Regions from separate parts of the Mus musculus genome. Here region 2 is linked to region 1. Evidence: chromatin contacts called from ENCODE Hi-C or POLR2A ChIA-PET data. All regions are on one chromosome and are shown on one strand. Each heading gives the region's core, a stretch centred on a gene start or an enhancer-like site at or near the end of the contact. The rest is flanking DNA. Distances are from core to core; before and after follow the strand shown. Region 1 holds the start of Hsp90aa1 (heat shock protein 90, alpha (cytosolic), class A member 1). Region 2 holds the start of Eif5 (eukaryotic translation initiation factor 5).

The links. Hi-C counts contacts between places; a loop is a spot of excess contacts on that map. ChIA-PET counts read pairs that join two places held with the same protein, here RNA polymerase II (POLR2A).
Region 2: a map of T-helper 2 cell shows a loop between it and region 1 (5-fold over the local background). The contact joins the promoter of Eif5 here to the promoter of Hsp90aa1 in region 1. A Hi-C loop is called at or near these places in 1 of 37 maps with a recorded cell type or tissue (T-helper 2 cell). POLR2A ChIA-PET finds 5 or more read pairs at or near these places in 1 of 5 experiments (embryonic stem cell).

What each region holds. Positions count from the first base shown.
Region 1 is chr12:110,695,093-110,698,155 of GRCm38, reverse strand. Hsp90aa1 (heat shock protein 90, alpha (cytosolic), class A member 1) reads left to right here and starts at 1,761. Exons shown (of 11, transcript NM_010480.5): 1 at 1,761-1,904; 2 at 2,476-2,637; 3 at 2,738-3,063. The coding sequence starts at 2,476.
Region 2 is chr12:111,536,637-111,539,463 of GRCm38, reverse strand. It overlaps Eif5 (eukaryotic translation initiation factor 5), which reads right to left and starts at 1,363. Exons shown (of 12, transcript NM_173363.5): 1 at 1,225-1,363; 2 at 916-1,109; 3 at 1-56.

The sequences.
Region 1 (3,063 bases), core at 512-3,011:
TCAAAAAAGAAAACTGTTTCTACTTAATGCCCCCACTCAGTTCAGAGAGGGGGGCCAGAGGTCTTTCCTCAGCTGCTGGGAAAGGGCCTCGTTCCCTGGAGGGAGGGCGAGATGGAGATGGGTGACTTTCTTCCTCTCCCAGAGGAAATTGCCTGCTGTGTTTTTGTCCACAGAGCACATTCTTTCTTCTTTCTTCCCCCCAACTCCCCCAGACAGGGTTTCCCTGGTTGTCCTGGAACTCACCCTGTAGACCAGGCTGTCATCAAACTCAGAAATCCACCTGCCTCTGACTCCCTCCCGAGTGCTTGGATTAAAAAGGCTTATGCCACCACTGCCTGGCTTCCTCTTTCCCGGCTTCTTTTCTTTCTAAGCTTTTATTTATTATTTTATGTGTATTGGTGTTTTGCCTACATGTATGTTTGTGTGAAGGTGTCAGATATTGGAGTTATGGACAGCTGTGAGCTGCCTTGTGGGTGTTGGGAATTGAACCTGGGTCCTCTGGAAGACCAGTCCATGCTTTTAACCACTGAGCTATCTCTCCAGCCCTTTTCTTTCTAATCTTAGTAATCGTTTTGTCAGCAGGAAAAGATGCGGAAATAGGAAATACAGGGTGGGAGTAACCCAAAGGAAAGGTATGGGGAGTGAAACCGAAGCCTATATTAAAGATAAACAAACAAGGAAACTATCTTTTGGGTCACGTTAATCGCCCAAAGTAACTTCGTATGTACACCATATGAAGGTGCTTCAAAAATCAGGATAGAGTGTTTTATATGACCATTTTTTGACTGCGTGTGCCTGTGCACCATGTGTGTTCCTGGTGCCCGTGGAGGCCAGAGAGGATAGTTTATTTCCAAGAACTGTAGTAACTGGTGGTTGTGAGCTGCCTTAACGTGCGTGTTTGGCACCACTAACTGCTCCCAGCCATCTCTCTAGTCCTTTACACTTATTTTCACACTGTGCGAGTGTGTGTGTGTATGGGCACGTGGGAGACACAGCGCTGAAGGCTAGCTTTTTTTCCCACGCTCTGGGTGGCAGATATCAAACCCAAGCACCTTTACTGGAAGAGCCATCTTTCCAGCCCCAAAATTACAGTAAATTAAGGTAGCACAAATTTGATACAAAATCCCTCACAACGCCCAATTTGAGGGTCATAGCTTTTGGTCAAAGAGAAATCCCCAAGCACTCTGGACGGATTTGTAAGACCCACCGTGTAAGGTCTCTCAGTAAGCCCACTGTAAGGCTTCAGAACACACTCCAGCGGGGTCAGCCCTGAAATTCAGACTACGCAACCAGAACCCCAGTCCGGGAGGCGCCCCACCCATCAAGGTGGAAGCCAGGGGGGGGGCGGGACTCGCCTCCTGCGGGGTCCGCGTTCCCAAAGGGAGCCCGAAGGGGGACCTTTTGCCTGCAAGGACCTAAAGCGCCGCAGAGGACCGCGAGGTTCACACAACACGCGCGCGTTCCCATGGGGACGTCCCTTTTACAGAGCGCCGGGGAAAAGAAGCCTTAGACCACAGGGCTCACATGGAGGCTTCAGGCGCATGCGCTGGCCGGCCCGTCCGCGCGCGCGCGTGCGGCCCGGGAAGGCGCCCGGCCCGCCGAGCGTTCCGGACTGCGCATGTGCAGAGCACCTGGCTGTGGAGGAGGGGCTTGCGTTCGTTCTCCGCGCGGGTTCGGCGCGCTCCAGGTGGAGGGGCGGGGCCCGTCCATTGCGCAGGCGCGGGCGCGCGGCCGAGGCGACGGTTGGGGAGGGTTCTTCCGGAAGGTTCCGGAGGCTTCTGGAAAGAAGCGCCGCGCGCTGGGCGGGCCCGCCTCTATATAAGGCCGGCGCAGGGGGCGGCGCGCCAGTTGCTTCAGTGTCCTGGTGCGGAGCGTCACGTCTCGTGCGTGTTCATTCAGCCACGGTGAGTGATGGCGCAGGCGGACTTAGCGGGGGCTTGGGGAGCAGGGCCGTAGGTTGCTGGCGCCGCGGCGGCAGCGGGGCCACCATCCGAGTTCCCTCAGCCCGCGGAGGTGGGCGGCCATGGCTTCCGACCCTAGGCCCCAGGCGGGCCTCATATCTACGCCCCAGGCCGGGGATGCGGCAATGGCCGCCGAGGAGGAGCGGTGGCGGCGGCGAGGCGGGCGCGGGGCGAGCGAAGCGAGGGTTGGGCTGTCGCCGGTGCCGCCGAGGCGCGGGCGGGCGAGGGAGGCGCCATAGCGGCGGGTTGGGGGAGGGTGGCCGTTAGGAACGGCGTGCGTGGAGCCGCCCGGGTCCGAACGTCCTCCCGGAGGCGCGCACATGCGCTTCGTAATTACCGCATTCTGAAATGAGGTCATCCCTTTGTCATCCACCCCCCGCCCCGTCGCCCTTTTCTATTTCGTCCCTTTCTTAGTCCAAAATAGAGTCGGTAAGAGACCTCTATAGAGGAGGGGCGGTCGTTAGCACGCCTGCAGCCATTCTGTGAGGCTTTAGAGTCGTCCTCTGTGTTCCAGATGCCTGAGGAAACCCAGACCCAAGACCAACCAATGGAGGAGGAGGAGGTCGAGACCTTTGCCTTTCAGGCAGAAATTGCCCAGTTAATGTCCTTGATCATCAATACCTTCTACTCGAACAAAGAGATCTTTCTGAGGGAGCTCATCTCCAATTCATCGGACGTGAGTATACCACTTGGAGGATTGGACGTTGCTTTCCCTGAAAATTTCACCTTGGGGTTTGCGCTTGACGGTTTTTTCATTTTTAATCTTTTCTTAATAGGCTCTGGATAAAATCCGTTACGAGAGCCTGACGGACCCCAGTAAACTGGACTCGGGGAAGGAGCTGCACATCAATCTCATTCCCAGCAAACAGGACCGAACCCTGACCATTGTGGATACCGGGATTGGAATGACCAAGGCCGACTTGATCAATAACCTTGGCACCATTGCCAAGTCGGGCACCAAAGCCTTCATGGAGGCTTTGCAGGCTGGTGCAGATATCTCTATGATTGGCCAGTTTGGTGTTGGTTTTTACTCTGCCTATTTGGTTGCTGAGAAAGTGACTGTCATCACGAAGCATAACGACGATGAGCAGTATGCCTGGGA
Region 2 (2,827 bases), core at 114-2,613, 840 kb before region 1:
TTCTTGCTTGTATGCTATGTTTCCCCAATACAGGTACCAATGGCTGCGCAACAGCTCTGAAAGAGAAAAGGAGAAAACACACAACAACCCTACAGGTTTAGCATCACTCCTCCCCGGGACAACTTCCCGTCCCCGAGTCCCTCACACAACTAACACTCCGAGCTCTAACAGCCCGAGTCCTTGTGAGAAAACAGCTGACATCCCCATGTAACAAAGCACAACTCCAGGAACCCAGGAGGCCACCATTTTGACACGGGTTGTGACTGGCAGGGAAACTGCTCGAAACGAGGAGGACAACACGGAACACAAACCCTGCTCCCTCAGCCGCCGGGAGATTGTCACATCAAAGGCCACCGGCGAGTCATGGGTTGCCCCGGCCGAGCGACAGCGTTGTAACTGCCGAAAAGGGGATCCGGGCCCTTTCTCTCCCTCACTTCAGGCCCGGGGGCCACCAACTTCGCCGATGGCGCCTCCCCCGGCTGCCATCGTGGTAAAACGGGAAACGTCGAGCCGGACCTGCCAACCGCCGAGGGGCGGCTTCGGCGACTCCGGGGGCTTCAGGGCGGCAAGTCCAGGCTGGGAGCCATTGGCTCCGTCGGAGCACGAGGACCACGGCCGAAGCCGCGCCCGGGCTCCCTCCCCTCGCTCCCTCGGCGCACGGCCGACCTTCGCCCTCGTCCCCATGGCTACGCGACGGTCGCAGCCCGTCGCCCGGCCTCCCCCTTCCGGCGGCCGGCGGGGCAGAGGTGCGGCCTCCCTGAGTCACAAACGCGCCCCGGGCCTGACTCAGCCACGGCGCGCGCGCGGGCGCGCTCCCGCACGGCCCGGCCCCCCCCAAACTGCGCCACACGCGCGGCGGGTCACGCGGCCGCGCCGCCATCTTGCCGCCGCCATGGCCCGCCGCCCGCGACTCACCGTTTTCGTCAAATAAAGACATAAACCCAACGCGGCTCGCCCGGGACTGGGAGGAAGAGGCGCTGGAAACCGGGTCCGGAGCGGCGGGGCCGGCGGCGAGCGGAGGGGCGGCTGGGCAGGTGCCGCCGCCGAGCAGCGGGAGGGACTGTCCCAGCGACGTCCGCGTCCACACCAGCAGCGCCGAGCCTGGCGACCTGGCGGGGACAAGGCAGTGAGCGGCGGGCGGCGCCTGCCCCCGCCGGCGGCCCGCGGGGTGGAGGGGCGGGAGCGCAGGGCAGGGGCGCGGGCCACCGCCCCCCGCGGACTCACCTCTGGAATGTTCTCGCTCTGACTGAACAACGCCGCCGCCGCGCTCAAGCTACCCTCGGCCCCGGAGCCCGCCCCTTGTACCGGGCAGCCACCGCTTATTGGCCGCAGGCCCTCCCAACTTCTCTTGTCATTGGCTCGCATGCACGTCGATCTCACGCTTCTCCGCCCTCCACTTCCTGGGGCTCCACTCGTGGTCTCGGCCCGCCTCCTGCCTGTCCCAGCTTCCTTCCCTTCCCTTCCCCCCCCCAACTCCGTCCTTCCCAGAGGCCTTCGCGGTCTCGCGATAGCCCGGCTCGCTCTGAGTTTATGCGTTCAGGCACTATGGCGCCTGCCTAGTCCTCTCTCGGGGCGGGGCCGGGCCGGCTATGTCCACGGTGCTTCTCTGTGGGCCACGCGTGATCTAACTGCTCATCTGGACCGCGCCAGGAGGCTCCCGACACTGCGGCTCCCCTTGCCTCTTTCCCACCACCCTTCCTGCTGCCTGGCCCGTGCCTGTCATCCCATATGGTGCCTCTCCCTGAGCTCGGGGAGCCAAGCCGCCGCCGAGCCGAGACTCCGCGGTTGTGGCTCTGAGGTTTCCCACGATAGAAACCTTTTTTTGTGTAGCTTGGGTCCCCGCGCAACTTAGGGTGGTCTCGACCCCAGTCAGGTCCGGCTGTGCCTCGAGGTTTGGCCATCCCCCCGCCTCGGGGCTCAGTCGCCACGTAGGGCCACCCCGTCCAGCCCAGCCCGGTCTGTAAAGGCCAGGCTGGTTGGTGACTGTGACTCCCTGCAGGTGCACCCGAGGAGGCAACAGTGTTTTATTTACTAACAATTTATGTTCGGAAGAGGAGCCCGGACTTTTTCTTTCCTAGACACTCTTCCATTATTTAAAAGAAAAAAAAAACTTCTTTTTTTGGTAAAAGTTTCGACTGAGAGTTGAAATCATCCCAGAGTCCAACTAATAATATAGAAATACCTGTTCCACCTTCCCAGGGCTTCTGAGAGCAGCAGCCTGGCTTAGTCAGCAGCTGCCTGGTTTCCTGGATGGGGAGAAAGAGCAGTGTTGTGGAAGAAGGGCTGCCCTTTGTTCTACGCCAGTAGAATTTGTAACAAGGTTAAAATGGAAAGATCAATTTTATTTTGCCCAAATCCAAGGTTATTTCCCCATGACTTAAAAGCTCTGTAAAGCTAATTGACCATGTCCGTGAGGGAGACTAAAGACAAGATGCAGAACTGAAAGATTTGTGTCTCTTCTGTAGCTTTTATTTCACAGTCCATGGCTCTACAGTTTTTACGGCTCTGTGCTTATCCAGGTTCCCCCTCGTTAAAGTGGAAAGATCTCAGGCAGTGCCTCTGTGAGCCATGGATCATGACTTGGCAGTATTGGAAAAGATTGAGTTTTTGCTTGGCTGAACTCAAATGGCAATATTTTAGAAACTCTCAGAAAAGGGTGTGAAACCAGTCCGAGGTAAGAGGCTTGTCTCACAAAAGTATTTTTGGTAACACTATACAAAGTGGTCTTTTCTGTATGTTCGATGGCCTGATGTTTAACTTCATTTTAAAAGTTTGTAGGAGCCAGGGGTGCTGACACCTTTAATCCTAGCACTCCAGAGGCAGAGGC